Linked DNA regions of Homo sapiens: region 2 is linked to region 1. Evidence: chromatin loops called from intact Hi-C (ENCODE). Cell type or tissue: ascending aorta. All regions are shown on one strand.

What was found. Hi-C counts contacts between places; a loop is a spot of excess contacts. Peaks named below come from ENCODE experiments on the same cell type or tissue, not always from the same donor. Only the 100,000 strongest peaks of a DNase experiment are listed, where the experiment ranks them.
Region 2: a loop joins it to region 1, with 5 times the contacts of the local background. A loop is called at or near these places in 9 of 110 quality-filtered maps.

What each region holds. Positions count from the first base shown.
Region 1 is chr7:27,029,420-27,037,419 of GRCh38, reverse strand. No RefSeq gene overlaps it. Among named protein-coding and RNA genes, the nearest start is that of HOXA1, 63 kb to the left of the region's middle. RefSeq lists an enhancer at 6,427-7,132. In ascending aorta, no CTCF peak of the experiment used is centred here; no DNase peak of the experiment used is centred here; H3K27ac peaks cover 2,223 bases.
Region 2 is chr7:27,126,475-27,134,474 of GRCh38, reverse strand. It overlaps HOXA3 (homeobox A3), which reads left to right. Exons shown (of 6, transcript NM_153631.3): 3 at 7,405-7,589. HOXA4 (homeobox A4) reads left to right here and starts at 3,718. Exons shown (of 2, transcript NM_002141.5): 1 at 3,718-4,357; 2 at 4,904-5,950. The coding sequence starts at 3,742. The coding sequence ends at 5,250. It overlaps HOXA-AS2 (HOXA cluster antisense RNA 2), which reads right to left. Exons shown (of 4, transcript NR_122069.1): 4 at 5,715-6,275. RefSeq lists a silencer at 3,491-3,560. In ascending aorta, a CTCF peak has its summit at 4,305 (motif pointing left); DNase peaks (open chromatin) are centred at 3,544, 3,914, 4,314 and 5,094; H3K4me3 peaks cover 4,221 bases; H3K27ac peaks cover 4,438 bases.

The sequences.
Region 1 (8,000 bases):
ATACAATATTCATAGCTCTTAAATTCATGTATTTATATAGCTTTTTAATTACTGTTGAAAGTTTATCTTTCTTTTTATTATTTGTTTATTTATTTTGTCTTTTTTTGAGGTGGAGTCTCACTCTGTCGCCCAGGCTGGAGTGCAGTGGCACAATCTCAGCTCACTGCAGCCTCCATCTCCCGAGTTCAAGATATTCTCCTGCCTCAGCCTCCTGAGTAGCTGGGAATACAGGTGCGCTGCCACACCTGGCTAATTTTTGTATTTTTAGTAGAGATGGGGTTTTACCATGTTGGCCAGTCTGGTCTCGAACTCCTGACCTCAGATGATCCATCTGCCTCGGCCTCCCAAACTGTTGGGATTACAGGCGTGAGCCACCATGCCCAACCTTATTATTATTATTATTATTATTATTATTATTATTATTATTATTATTTTGAGATGGAGTTTCACTCTTGTTGTCCAAGCAGGAGTGCAATGGCGCGATCTTGGTTCACTGCGACCTCTGCCTCCCTCCCGGGTTCAAGTGATTCTCCTGCCTCAGCCTCCCTAGTAGCTGGGATTACAGGTGCCTGCCATCATGCCTGGCTAATTTTTTTGTATTTTTTTTAGTAGAAATGGGGTTTCACCATGTAAGCCAGGCTGGTCTCGAATCCACCTGCCTCGGCCTCCCAAAGGGCTGGGATTACAGGTATGTGTCACCGCACCCAGCCCTATTTTTTTTTTTTTTCTTGAGATTGAGTCTAGCTCTGTCACCCAGGCTGGAGTGCAGTGGCGTGATTTGGCTCACTGCAACCTCCGCCTCCCGGATTCAAGTAATTCTCCTGCCTCAGCCTCCCAAGTAGCTGGGATTACAGGTGCCCGCCACCATGCCCAGCTAATTTTTGTATTTTTAGTAGAGACGGGTTTTCACTGTGTTGGCCAGGCTGGTCTGGAACTCCTGACCTCATGATCCGCCCTCCTTGCCCTCTCAAAGTGCTGGGATTACAAGCGTGAGTCACCATGCCTGCCCCCTGGTCCTATTTTAAATTTTTTTAAGAGACAAGGTCTCACTCTGTCACCCAGGCCTCAGTGCAGTGGCATAATCATAGCTTGCTGCAGTCTCAAACTCCTGGGTTCAGGCAATCCTCTTGACTCAAGCCTCCGGAGTAGCTGGGACTATAGGCACACACCACCATACCCAGCTAATTAAAAAAAAATTTTGTAGAGACAGGGTCTTGCTGTGTTGCCCAGGCTAGTCTTGAACACCTGACCTCAAGCAATCCTCCTGCCTTGGCCTCCCAAAGTGTTGGGATTACAGGTGTGAGCCACTATGCCTGGAGTCTTTTTATTTTCAAGGTAATGTGTACTTAACAACATTTGGAAAACATAAAATAATATAGAAAAGAAACTACTCATTCTCTTACCTTGGAATAACTTTTATTAGCATTTTAGTGTACTTGCAATCATTTTTTTTTTGGTGAATTGATGTTTCTTTTTTATATATTGTCAAGATAGATGTACAATTTCGATGCTACATTTTTTCTTTTAACACTTCATCTTAAACATTCCTCATTTCTGTAATTATATCATCTCTTAAAATAATGTTTATAATTTAAAAATTATTGTATAATGTTTCATCAAGTCAATATGCAGTAATTTACTTAGCCATTCCCCTTTGTTGGATGTTTAAATTATTTCACATTCATTATTATTAGATGTAATATCTGAACATTGTTGTGCTTAAAATTTTTCCATGTTTACATTTTTTTCCTTAGGATTAAAAACTGGAAGTATAATTAGTGAATAAGAAAAAATAAGACCAGGTGCAGTGTGGCTCATGCCTTTAATCCCAGCACTTTGGGAGGCCTAGGCAGGAGGATCACTTGAGCCCAGGAGTTCAAGACCAGCCTGGGAAACATAGTGAGACCCCATCTCTACAAAAAAATTAAAAAAAAGCCAGGCATGATGGTGCATGCTTATACGCCTAGCTACTCAGGAGGCTGAGGTGGGAGGATTGCTTGAACCCGGGAGTTTGAAGCTGCAGTGAGCTATTATCATACCACTGTACTCCAGCCTGGGTGATAGAGTGAGACCCTGTCTTTTTTTTTTTTTTTTTTTTTGAGACAGAGTCTTGCTCTGTTGCCAGCCTGGAGTGCAGTGGCACGATCTCAGTTCACTGCAACCTCGGCCTCCTGGGTTCAAGCAGTTCTCCTGTCTCAGCCTCCTGAGTAGCTGGGATTACAGGCATGCACCACCACGCCTGGGTGATTTTTGTATTTTTAGTAGAGACAGGGTTTTGCCATGTTGGTCAGGCTGGTCTCAAACTCCTGACCTCAGGAGATCCACCTGCCTCGGCCTCCCAAAGTGCTAGGATTATAGGCGTGAGCCACTGTGTCCGGCTGACCATGTCTCTTAGAAAAAAAGAAAAAAGAAAAAGATTTAAGGCTTTTGATAAACATTGCCAAATTGCTTGCCAAAGAATGTGCTATGGTCTGAATGTTTTTGTTCCCTCACCAAATTCGTATGTTGAAACCTAATCTCCAATGCAATAATATTAAATAGTGGGGCTTTGGGGAGGTGATTAGGTCATGAGGACTCTGCCCTCATGAATAGGATTGGTGCTTTTATAAAAGAGGCTTGAGGGAGCCTTTTTGCTCTTCCACTATGTGAGGACTTAGCAAGAAGACACATCTGTGAAGCAAAAAGCCATCACCAGACACTGAATCTGTCGGCATTTTGATCTTGGACTTCCCAGCTTCTAGAACTATGAGAAATAAATTTCTTTGTATATTACCCAGTCTAAGGTATTTTTAAAAATAATAGACTGAATGGACTAAGACAAATGTGCAGTAGTTTTCAAAAACGCTTTTACATATGTTATCTGATTTGATGGCATAACAAACTCTACTTAGGCAGGGCAGATATTATTAGGCTCACTTGCTAGATGAGGAAATTGAGGTACATAAAGTATGAATGTATTAAGCAGGCTTATTCACCTGACGCTTAACAGAATTTGAACTAGGCATTGTGTGAAATGCAAAATGAATAAACTCAAAGTCGAGTTGACGAGATAGATATAGACACCAGTAAGTATAAAACAAGATGGCCTAAGAGAAGGTACAGAAGAGGTAAGAAGGACAATGAATTAGTGCCCAGATTTCTCTGGGTGCTGAGATCTCTTTCAGCCAGGGCCATGTGAAAACACTCTGGGGTGGCAGATGAGGGTAAGGAGGCATATGGAAGAGGGGGTGCTTCTGAGTTGGGCTGTACAAAACTGAAAAGGATTTCCATAAGGCCTGGTATAGAGATAAGGGAGCAGTGGAGGGGTATAGCAGGTTATTGCAGATAGTGCAAGCAAATGGATGTGGGGAGAATAAAAGAGGATATATATATTTTTTTATTTTTATTTTATTTTTATTTTTGAGACGGAGTCTTGCTCTGTCGCCTAGGCTAGAGTGCAGTGGTGCCATCTCGGATCACTGCAACCTCTGCCTCCCATGTTCAAGAGATTCTCCTGCCTCAGCTTCCCGAGTAGCTAAGATTACAGGCGCCTGACACCACATCTGGCTAATTTTTGTATTTTTAGTAGAGATGGGGTTTCATCATCTTGGCCAGGCTGGTCTTGAACTCCTGACCTTGTGATCCACCTCCCTCGGCCTCCCAAAATGCTGGGATTACAGGCGTGAGCCACCAAACCCGGCCAAAGAGGTAATATTTTAAAAATAATTTTTAGTTAAACAAACAACCACTTTTGTGTTTTAGAAATACACTTATTTTTGGCTGGGCGCGGTGGCTCACCCATGTAATCCCAGCACTTTGGGAGGCCGAGACGGGTGGATCATGAGGTCAGGAGTTCAAGACCAGCCTGGCCAAAATGGTGAAACCCCGACTCTACTAAAAATACAAAAATTAGCTGGGTGTGCTGGCAGGTGCCTGTAATCCCAGCTACTCTGGAGGCTGAGGCAGAGACTTGCTTGAACCCGGGAGGCGGAGGTTGCAGTAAGCCAAAATCATGCCATTGCACTCCAGCCTGGGCGAGAGAGTGAGATTCCGTCTCCAGAAAAAAAAAAGAAAAAAAGAAATACACTTATTTTCTTGGACTGTGGTAGAAGGATTTTGCTAAAAATATTGTTTCATCCTATCCTGTTACTGGCTTTCAGTAAATCACAAAGTGTTCACTTGTAATACTTTTCTTTAAAAATAAACATCCCAGGATTGTTTTCATCCTTTTTATTAATTAACCCCTAAGCATGGTGCTAAAATACTGGGCTTGTTTTTTTTGTACTGCATGACCAAACTCCTATATTTTGAACCACTTAAACACTTCTCATGAGAGCCAGACATCCCTAGTAGTGTGTGCTCACAATAGCTAATGGCTTAACAAGCACTGTCAGGCAGCCTCACATTTCAGCTGCTCGTTTTGCTGAAGGCAGATAATTTATGCTACATCCCACAGCACAGACCAAGTACATAAAACCAGAGAGGAATGTTAATGGAAAAAATTACAAATTCTTAAAGTGACAGGGCTTTTATAGTTAACTCTTTTAATCAGTTTGCAGTGTTATCAGGTTATGTGAAAGTTTGAATGAAATATGGAAAATGATAAATGAAAGAAGTTTGTAAAAGGCAACAAATACAGTATATTTGATTTAAAACATAGGGCAGTGTTTGGCACATAGTAGGCATTCAGAAATGTTTTTTGAATGAATAAGTGAGTGGGTGTATTTTTAATTTCTGATGTACTTAATATACATTTTATTTTGTTACTACTAAATTTTACTGAACTGGCAAACTTTTTAAATATGTGGAATGAATTGTAAGACTGATAAATCTTTAAGCAAATGTAGTTTAATTTTTGCTAGAATTTTTTGAGACATTTGCCTTATTTTATGGCTATGACTTAATTATAAATATGGGCAGAATATTAATCATAGCTGTCAGACAATTCAGATTTTTCAATTACCTCAGATAAATTTTCTGCTTAGTTTAGTTAGAGCACAATAGTAAGAGCAAGATTGTAGGGTGGACCAATCTAAAAGTGTTATGATACCCTGGGTAAATTAGTTCTTCCTAGGAAAGACTGACACATTTTCTTCAAATAGAAAAGTTACTTCTGGTAAGAGCAAGAACTGATTCTCAAAAAACACTATATTTTACTTTCTCTGTTCAGAGAGTTAGGCTTTCAATTTGGTTAACAAATAGCCCTCTGATTTTTTTTTTGTAATAAAGGAAACAGTACCTACTAATTATTAAGTACTTTTCATTGGTAGTGACTGTACTAAGGCCTGTACTGAGACAGGCATTGCCTCATTTATTTTTATCCTTACTCCAACATTATGAGGTATATACTATTATCATCCTCATTTTACAAATGTGGAACAGAGGCATAAAGCCAAGGGCACAGAGCTATTAATAGATGGAGCTGGAATCCAAATAGAGCTCTGATTCTAGTATTTAGTGACTGAGTATTTAGTCATTGTCTTTCTACGTGTATGTTTAACTTATCTAAAATAGTTCATAAGGTTTCATTTGAAACTTATCTCACTTGCCAGTGAATGTGCTACTGTTTGATGCTACAGAAACATTTTCACTTTCTTTCACTTTTAACTTCCTGTTCTCTAGGCCTTAGGAACTAGGTAACCTAATAAACTTGCCTTTTGAAACAATACTGAAATAGCCAGCATTTATTGGCTGCTCACTTTGTACCAGGCACTTCCTAATTGTTTTACAAGCATCTTATTCATTACAACATTCTTCTACTATTCGCCCCTATTTTACAGATCAAAAAATGAAGCTTAGTCAGGTTAAGCAACTTTGCTACCAAAGTTAGGAAATGTTGCTACTAAAGTTAAGCAATTTAGCAAAATTAAGCAACCCTAAATCACATAGGTTAAGTAAGTAAGTAGTGGATTTGGGATTTGAACTCAGGTTGTTTGACTGACAGTTGGCTTACTTAACCACCCTGTTCTACTGCCCTTTTTTTTTTTTTTTTTGAGATGGAGTCTCACTCTGTCGCCTGGGCTGGAGTGCAGTGGCGCGACCTCAGCTCACTGCAACCTCCACCTTCTGGGTTCAAGCGATTCTCCTGCCTCAGCTGCCGAGTAGATGGGATTACAGGCGCCCACCACCATACCCAGCTAATTTTTGTGTATTTTTAGTAGAGGCGGGGTTTCACCATGTTGGCTAGGCTGGTTTTGAACTCCTGACCTCAGGTGATCCGCCCTCCTTGGCCTCCCAAAGTGCTAGGGTTACAGGCGTGAGCCACTGCGCCCGGCCTTCTACTGCCTTCTTAAATTAAGTAGTGGGCCTGTCTCTGAGCAGATTCAGACACCACTTCCCCTCCCTTGTAAAGCACGCCTCTCACTGACATTCCCAGTCCACCAAGTGAGAAGCCTGCAAAACTCAGACTCCCATAGAACATTGCTCTGAGACCTATCAGGCCTGCACATGTTGGAATGTTCCGTATAGATTTTGTGATTCCTCATGGTTAGAACATTGACAGCCTTCAAGATTCCCCTAAGGGAGGACAAACTTTTTTCTGACATGTGAGCCACTCTCTGGTTACAGATGGAGGGCGTGGACTGCATCTGTCTTGGGGCTGCTTCTCTCTCTCACTTACCAGCTGAAATGCCCCAAACACTTGCCTGCTTATTTTTGTTCTTGCACTGTTTCCCACAGTTTTTTTTTTTCCTTACGGCGAAGCACAGATCTTTCTGTTTCATGTGGCACCAGCTGTCTGGTTTGCTCCCTCTGTACCTGTTACCACCAGCTGGAGCAAATGGGAAAGAATACATTTGGTAGAATGGGGCTGACCCATGAGGCCTACCTCTGTTAGCTCAGTGGGTACCCTCCACAGGGGAAACAGTGTGAGTTTTTGTAATGTTGCTACTCTCCCTGGGAGGTCTTTTAAGGGCTGAGTACCTAAAGATGTTTTTCTATCAGACTTTTTTTCCCTCCGCCCCCCGCCTAGGTTCCATCTTGCATTCCACTGCTAAATCAGATTAACACCAAAAAAACTAATACCCGATGGGATGTTACAGTTTACAACAGATTTTATATTCATTCTCTCATTTAACCCTTACAACCACCTGGTGGTAAGTATAATACATATATTTAGGTATGAGAAAACTGGCTTAGCTGGTGGTTGAGGTGGCTCATGCTTGTAATCCCAGCATTTTGGGAGGCTGAGGCAGAGGGATCACTTGAGCCCAGGAGTTTGAAAACAGCCTGGGCAACATAGGAGATCCTATCTCTATAAAAGAAAAAGAATTTAACAAAAAAGAAGAGAAAACTGGCATAGAGTAGTTAAGTAATTTGCCCAAGATCATGCAGCCCAATATACTTTTGCCAGGGAATCCCTGTTCCTTTCTGCTATCTGATACTATAGCAGCTTTTTCTCTTTTTTTTCTTTTCTTTTCTTTTCTTTTCTCTTCTCTTCTCTTTTCTTTTCTTGTTTTTTGAGACGGAGTCTCACCCTGTCACCCAGGCTGGAGTGCAGTGGCACTATCTCGGCTCACTGCAACCTCCTCCTCCCTGGTTCTAGCAATTCTCCTGTCTCAGCCTCCTGAGTAGCTGGGATTACAGGCCTGTGCCACCACACCCGGCTAAATTTTGTATTTTTAGTAGAGACGGGGTTTTACTTGTATTAGTCAGGCTGTCTCAAACTCCTGACCTCATGATCTGCCTGCCTCGGCCTCCCAAAATGCTGGGATTACAGGCATGAGCCACTGTGCCCGGCCTATAGTGGCTTTTAGGTAGCATGATTATCAAGTTGAGTGAAGCTCTTGAGAGGTGTTTTATACCATGTAGACTCTTTGTAGCAGAGAGCATTTAGAATTTGGAGGTCAGCACAAGTGGCCAAGCTGTGGCAGGTGTTCAATAAATTGTTGTCGAACTGAGCTGGTCAGATATTGTCACCAATTTAGCCTCAGGCAACCCTTTTAATCTCATTTGCCTTGTATTCTTTTACTGCCCTAATGGTCTCAAAAGGTTGTTGTAAGGATCAAATGAGATAACCTATA
Region 2 (8,000 bases), 97 kb before region 1:
TCAAAAACCATAGATACCTCTTAGCTAGTCTTCAAAGTAAAAGAAAAGAGTACTTGCAGAATTTATTGCTTTTAGTGTGCTTGCTTTATCTGGAGGATTTTGAACCTCAGGCCTCTCAAACAATCCCAGTTAAAATTCATGTGTAATCCCAATATGAATATCAGTCCTCATCCCTGCGTTGTGTGCATTATTTTAAACTACTACAAGAAAATTATCCCCAAAGAATTAATTGGTCAAATGGCTGGTAAAGTGTTGTTCCTCTCAAATCTTGTGTCTAGTGTAGGTGGTGGGGAAGCCTTCAAATGCCACCATCAGGCGTTTTGAAATTCTGCCATTCCACTGTTCAGCTCTAGAGACATGCATCAGATAGAGAACAGTCTGGGGGACTCTCGCTCTAAAGAACAAAGGACAAATACAGTCAATACATTCCATAACGTTTACATTTCCTTTGGCTTTTCCCCTTGGTTTTTCCTGAGAAGGAGTGACCTGGGCAAAGCACCCTGCTCTCTAAAAGACACTGTATAGACCTTTTAGAAGCGCAAAGTCCAAGGCCGAGGTGAACTTCAGGTCAGTGCGTCTAACAAATATGAAAATGTCGGCTAGTGAAGGGCGCGCCTTGTGATTTAACAAAGACTGTCAATGTGTAAGATTAATAAGAAACAAAATGCACACGGTGTCACTGTTCGGTCACTTTGAAACTTGGGACAGGGTTGCATTCAAGAGGGAATGCTGTTACAAATATATTCAAAATGATTCAAATCAGATTCAAACCAAGCTGCAAAACATTGCCTCCCTTGCACCCTCCCTCTCCCTCCGACTCCCTTCACTCTTCTCCATCTGGGATTCGAGGACATGATGAAAAGTTATTTCACCTAATGGGATTTTAAGAAAGCTTTTGTTGGGAATATATGTTATCCCTGCACGTGGAAATGAGCAAACGTGCTCACCAGTTTCCTAAGGAAAGGATAACGCTTTCACCCCGCTTGGGACTGGAGCCAGTTGGTGTGTGAGGATTAGCATGCTCCCTCTCTGCTACATTTCAGGGCATCCCATCTTTTCTCAGGCGAGATGCTGCTGGTAAACTTCAGTTTGTTTATTAATTGAGTTAGTTTCTTCCTGGCTTTACTTTGGTGTCTTGGATATTGTGTAAAGGCAAGAGGTATTTTTTTTAAATGTTTTTCAAAAGATTATTTGATTCAATGGAATGATGCTATGGTTTGCAAAGGGAGATTGAGGAAGGTTCAGAAAAGGTACTGAGATTGTTTATTACAGCCATAAATCTTGCAGTAAAATGTCAAAATGTCGGTGTTGAGATAACACTTGGTGGTCCTGGCTCCGTTTGTGTTTATGATACGAACCACAAAGACAAGTTACAGGCCTTGGGGGATTCTGTGTAAGGCCATCTTCCTAAAGTAATAGAATCACACAAAACACAGGCACAGCTAACTCGTTTGGGTTAACCGTATACAAAACAGTGTTTATGTCTCGTTAATACTTAAAAATAGAAACTTGGTACAAGGTTCTGAGGCTAAACAACAGAATTTTGTGTTTTAGTGTCTGTAAATATTAAACAGATATGGTTAAGACCCTAGTACTCAAGGCTGATGACATGAGAAGGAGGGAAGATTTCCTTGTCATGCTTTTTGTCCCCCTGAAACTTATAGGGTTCAGATTTGTAATACGTATGTCTATATATTATTTATATTACATTTTATATAACCTATGTGTATATTATTTTTTCTTGCTAGGGAGAGATATTGGTTCAGGTAGATGTATCACATTCTAAATTTTTCCTCCAGTCTAGAGAGGATGGCTAAAGATTACACTCAGTGTTGATTTCTGTCTGTGGCTCAAATTTCTTTAAAAACAAATTTTCAGGGTGCCTCATGTGAATGGACAGCACTCTTCACACTCATATACACCTAACGTGGAAAATCTCTTTGTACCTCTTCAGGGTGATTCCAGTTAGAAAGCTAATATGATCCCCTTTTTAACCTCTTTTCCTAAATTAGTTTAAAGATTAGTCCCATATAATAGGCTTTATGTGGCTAAGCATTAAGTGACTATCCATCAAATGGATATATTCCAGCATTTAGTAACTCATATGAGTAACCAGTATGAATGAAGATAGAATTGACATTCCTTTTCAAGTGTCTCCAGGCTTAGGAAATAATTTTCCTTGTCTGCGTTCCAGACTCAGTTGTGAGAAGGCTGTTTATACTGCTCTTTGAAAAATCAACTAAGGTGCACCAGCTGAAAAATCCTTGCTTTTGCATGCCAATATGAAAATATTTTTAGAATGGTGACTATGCTAGTTTACACTGCTTTAATTTAGGCTGAAAAGTAGAGGATCTAGATATGTCTACTACTCAGAAAAGAAAGGGAGAAAGCACACAGCACAAATAAGGCATCAGTATTTACTTCAAAGATCAACATTAGGTGGAATTAATAAGTAATTTATTTGTTAATAATGGCGTAATTAGTGTACCCATCAAATTTCAATTACCAAATAGCAGGCAACAGTCTCCTCTCCCTCCTTTCCGGAGCTTCTGATATCGTTAATACGCTAATTTTCAGCAATTCAGAAATTATAGACTGTCCTGCAAATATAACTCTAGCCTCAGATACTGCCTGAGAAAGCAGGATCTAAAAGAGAAAACATGAAATTCTTAGCTGGAAAAGACCCATCAGCGATCAGACCCGGCAAGGTGTTTATTCTACCCTTAGCTTGTTTTTGTTTGGGGATAGTTCTGAAATAGGAAGTTATTGTTTTCAAAGCTCGGTTCTGTGGAGGTGTTGCTTCTATCCATTCCCATCCTTGGGCCACCTTCTCTCTCACAATCGCACCTAGTAAATGCGGGCATATTTAGCTCTCACATCGACAACCCCCGTCAAATTAGATGCTATTACGAAGGTTCCAATTTTTCTTAGGAAAACACGAAACAGATTGTCTCTGAAAGAAGGAAAAAATGAAAAGTGTCCATCCAGTTATAATGGAATGGCCTCGATTTACATCCTTGGGTCGATTTCTCTTAGCTGCCCGCCCACCCTTTGCAGCTTCTGCCAAGCTTCTCAAAGCAAGGGCTCTCAGGCTGACACGCAAGGAGCAGGGTGTGGGGAAGGGGGATCTGCGGTTGAGAAAATGTGTCTGGTGGCCTCTCAGTGGCGTACATAAAAACCAGGATGCCCCTCGGTCCCAACGCCCTTCCTTTCGCCTGTTAGCCTAGAACCCCTGAAGGACACGAAGCCTGACTGGGTTGCGCCCGAGGTCAGCGCTGAGTCGCGGCCGCCAGACAGCCCGAGGCCTAGGCCAGCAGTAGGGCAGGCAGAGGGCTCCCGAGAGGACCTACAGCCTGACAGGGCCTGAATTCCCAGCGGGAACCAAAGCTGGGGGGCTGGGGTCCAAAGCTCCTGCTCCCTCCCCCAGCCCAGGGGCCGGACAGCAGCATCCATCACGCACCCGCGCGTTTCCTGATCCGGGTCCGCGCGCGCGGTGCGCCCATTGGTGGGGGCGCTGCACGTGGGGCACGGGGCGGGGCGCGCGCTGGGCTGGGGAGGAGCGGCTCGAACTTTGGTGGCGGCGTCTGCGGGAGGGGGAGGAGTGGGCACTTGACAGCGGGGGGAGGGGAAGGGCGCAGAGGAAAGGGGGATGGGAAGCGAGGCAGGAGGGGGAGGGGCCTCGGCAAGCCCAGAAAAAACGACAACGCGAGAAAAATTAGTATTTTTGCACTTCACAAATTAATGACCATGAGCTCGTTTTTGATAAACTCCAACTACATCGAGCCCAAGTTCCCTCCCTTCGAGGAGTACGCGCAGCACAGCGGCTCGGGCGGCGCAGACGGCGGCCCGGGCGGGGGCCCCGGCTACCAGCAGCCCCCAGCGCCCCCGACCCAGCACCTGCCGCTGCAGCAGCCCCAGCTCCCTCACGCGGGCGGCGGCCGAGAGCCCACTGCCTCCTACTACGCGCCGCGGACCGCCCGCGAGCCCGCCTACCCTGCTGCCGCGCTGTACCCCGCGCATGGGGCCGCGGACACCGCCTACCCCTATGGCTACCGCGGCGGCGCCAGCCCCGGGCGGCCGCCCCAGCCCGAGCAGCCCCCGGCGCAAGCCAAGGGCCCAGCGCACGGCCTGCATGCGAGCCACGTCCTGCAGCCCCAGCTGCCGCCGCCCCTGCAGCCTCGCGCCGTGCCCCCAGCGGCCCCGCGGCGCTGCGAGGCGGCCCCCGCCACCCCAGGCGTCCCGGCAGGGGGCAGCGCCCCCGCGTGCCCGCTGCTCTTGGCCGACAAGAGCCCGCTGGGCCTGAAGGGCAAGGAGCCCGTGGTGTACCCCTGGATGAAGAAGATCCATGTCAGCGCCGGTACGTGGCGCCGCTTGGGAGGCGCGGGAGGTGGGCCGGGGCTGGGCCTGGGTTCGAGGGTCGGGGTCAGGAGGGAGAGGCTCAGGGGAAGGGGGCCTCGGGAGGGGAGCCCCCATCTGACCCGGGCTGCGGTGAGATGTGGGTATGTGCGCGCCAGCCAGCCGCCTGATCCCAACATGAGAACCCTTTTGTACCCAGGGTCCCTTTATCAGGAGATTTACGAGACGCCAAACTGTTAGGGCAGTAATTATAGCCCCCATAAATTTAATTGCCCTGGCAGAGGCTTCAGGCCATGTGTCTTTGAAGCTTTTCTTCAGCCCCAATGCCCAGCACCATTCTTTATGGCTCTCGGGTGTTTCCCGTTGTCAATAGCCTGTGAAACATTTTCTTTGCCGTTTTATGTATCTTGCGTGAACTTGGTGTCAGGTTATTATATAATGATGATGTCCAATTGCTCTTCCCCACCCCACCTTCTCTCTCCTCCTCCTTTCCCTCTCTTCCGCTCCCTCCTCCTTGGCCTTCTATTTCGGGGTTCTGGGTTTTCAGTTAACCCCAGTTATAACGGAGGGGAGCCTAAGCGCTCTCGAACCGCCTACACCCGGCAGCAGGTCTTGGAGCTGGAGAAGGAGTTCCACTTCAATCGATACCTGACCCGGCGGCGCCGCATCGAGATCGCCCACACGCTCTGTTTGTCTGAGCGCCAGGTCAAGATCTGGTTTCAGAACCGGAGGATGAAGTGGAAGAAAGACCACAAACTGCCCAACACCAAGATGCGATCCTCCAATTCGGCCTCGGCCTCTGCCGGCCCACCAGGGAAAGCACAAACTCAGAGCCCACACCTCCATCCCCACCCCCACCCGAGCACCTCCACACCCGTTCCCTCCTCCATATAATCTTCTAGAGATCTTAACCAGTTTCTATCCCTTACCTGCTTTTCTCTTCTCTTCTCCTGCTCCGTTCCTCATCCACCCCTCCCCATCTGGACCATAATAGACACCAAAACAAACCCAAATTGGTGAAAAGAATAATCAAAAAGAAGACATTATCCGGTTAAGAGTCTGTGCTGGTTGCCACCCAAGAGAGAACAGTTGTCCAGGATGCTGGCTGGTGGAACAACCTGCTGGCCCGAAACAAGGCTGCCAGGTGTGGATACCTGAGAAGGACTACTTGGTATCAAATACTTTTGAGATGGCTACAGTCAGCTAGCTGGACAGCCCATGCTGAGTGGGGACATACACTTGCATCTTTGTTGAAAGCAGAAGAAGACAGACCCTTTCCCCACCTTCCTTACCTCCTCTTCCCCCATTAAGGCAGCTCATCCAAGCTTGTATTTAACTGAATAAATGAGTAGACATTGTGGACCTCACAAGATTATTTAATTCTTAAGATGTGTAGACCTTGATGGTAGGTGTGACATGTTAGTTTTTCTTACTTGCATTTATTTAAGACACTGTTACAGAGATACTGTTGTCCCCTTCTGGGGCACGGTCTTTGGGGAGAGGGGAGTGCATTTAGACTTATGTGGAACTGTACAAATTGTGATGTGGCTACATAGAAAGCCATGTGCTAAGAATAAACTCCATTTAAAAAACATTAAAAATCTAAGATTCATGTGTTTTCTAAGCTTTTCATTAAGAAAACAAAAGTCCTCTGGATTGAGATACTTGACCTTGCATGTAAAAACCTTGTAGATAGCTTGAGCTGGATTCACTTGGATTCTGACGGCTCACATAATTTGTGTGTGAGAGTGTGTGTATGTATGTTCAACTTGAGCTGAACTCTTGTCAAGCTTGGCCTACTGTGGAAAAGTTCCAAAGAGTAGGAAGGCTCTTGAGCTCTGAGAGGGCTCCTCTTCTTCCCAAACTTGGCCAGGCTTTCAGGCTTCAAGTCTCTGTAAGGCATAGAAACGTGTCCTTCCCTGCAATGAAAGTTGAAACCATGCAGTGCTGTGGGCCCAGGAGTTTCTGCAGCTGTTCTACACACTGAACTCTGAGCACACTTGGAAAGAAGTGGTCTCTTTGGTATTTGGTATTTGTTGCACCTTCACACTTAATCTGCCTGTTTCCCAGGAGATAAAAAATAGTTTGTGCAAAGGGTTGAGATTAGTTTTTGTTTCCTGGCTGTTCTTAAGGTCCTCTTCACTAACTACAGACTGGGAATTTTTGTTTGTTTGCTTGTTTGTTTCTCTTTTTTGAAGAAAGAGCTTTCAAATAAACTGAATTTTACAAGTACACTCTCCAATGTCTCTTCTGAGGAAAAAGCATAATATACCCCTAAAGTTCACCCCATGCAAAGTAGACCTGGGAGAGTTTACTGCTGGAAAATAGCCAAACTGGGTCACTTTCCTCAAATGCTTTGTGAATTTTCTGCTCGATTCCAGAGATCTAGATCCAAAAGGCTGAAAATCAAAACCCACTTCTCGATCTCTATAACCCTAGTATTTGTTTACTGATTTAGATTTGATGCTTACTGCAGGGAGTTCCCTACAATAAGACCACAAAAACCTGTGCACACTAGCCCCAGAATATTAGAACTGTCACCTGGCCTTGAAAAAGTGCAACTTTTAAGTAATGTAGTAATTTTAGCATAGATGGGAGTAAGTGCTCACCTGCCTCTGCAATATCAGAGAATTTTTAAACACATTTCTCTCATTAGTGGCAAAACCCTTTAGCCAGTGTCAGAGCTGGTACCCCTTTCACCCCTGCTGCCCTGTGTGTGATACAAACAAGGGTGATCCGTTCTATACCTACAAATCAGATTTGAGAGGAAAGTGATAGATACCAGTCTCTGAAGAGCCAAGAAAATTCGGGAGCAATCAAATACACACTTACCTTCCCAAATCAGGATAAACCTGGCATAAAGTGCATTTTATAAGGTGTGAACGGGTGCCAGGGATTTCTGGAGGCAATGCAACTGCTGCTGAAACTTATTAACCCTCCCCCTACTACACACACTTGTAAAACAAAATTAAATCACGCTGAAAATAGCAATTTTCCCAGGAATCATTAATCACCTCAAACAATAAATACTTCTTTGTAATTCAACAGCAATTCTGAAAGGCATTCTCTGGGAAAAGTCTGTGGAGGAGAGAGGGATCTTCTTGCAAATAATGTGGTCTCAGGCAAGGACACAGCATCTTGGCTGTCTGCTAAAAAAAAAAAATGCCTAGACTCTCAGTGGAAATTGAGTGTCAAGCTGCAAAATCTCAAATGGCAGACTATCATCATTTAAGGTAAATTCTTATATTTCTCCTTTGTGGGAAAAGAGGGGTATGGGAATATTCATTAGCTTCATGCTGCAGGCAGTTGTATGAGGATGAAAGGGGTGACTTTCTTTCACTTGCACTTATAAGTCCATCCAGAAAGGGAAGAGAGAGGATTGAGATCATTTTTCTGATATTCCAGGACAAGATGGCATTTTTGTCCCAACTGTATTGATTATTAAGGTATTGGTGAGTTTTACAAAACCCAGATTATAGAAAATGATCCAAATGATTGCCATTTCTTAAGTGTTGTTTTGCCTGCTTCAAATTGGCCTTTAAGGGAGCTTGTTATAAGAGATTAGAAAATCCCACTTTGTGCTTCAAAATCATGCATTGTCTGCCCTTTGCTAGGGCAACCATAAGAGTTCACCGAGAGGACAA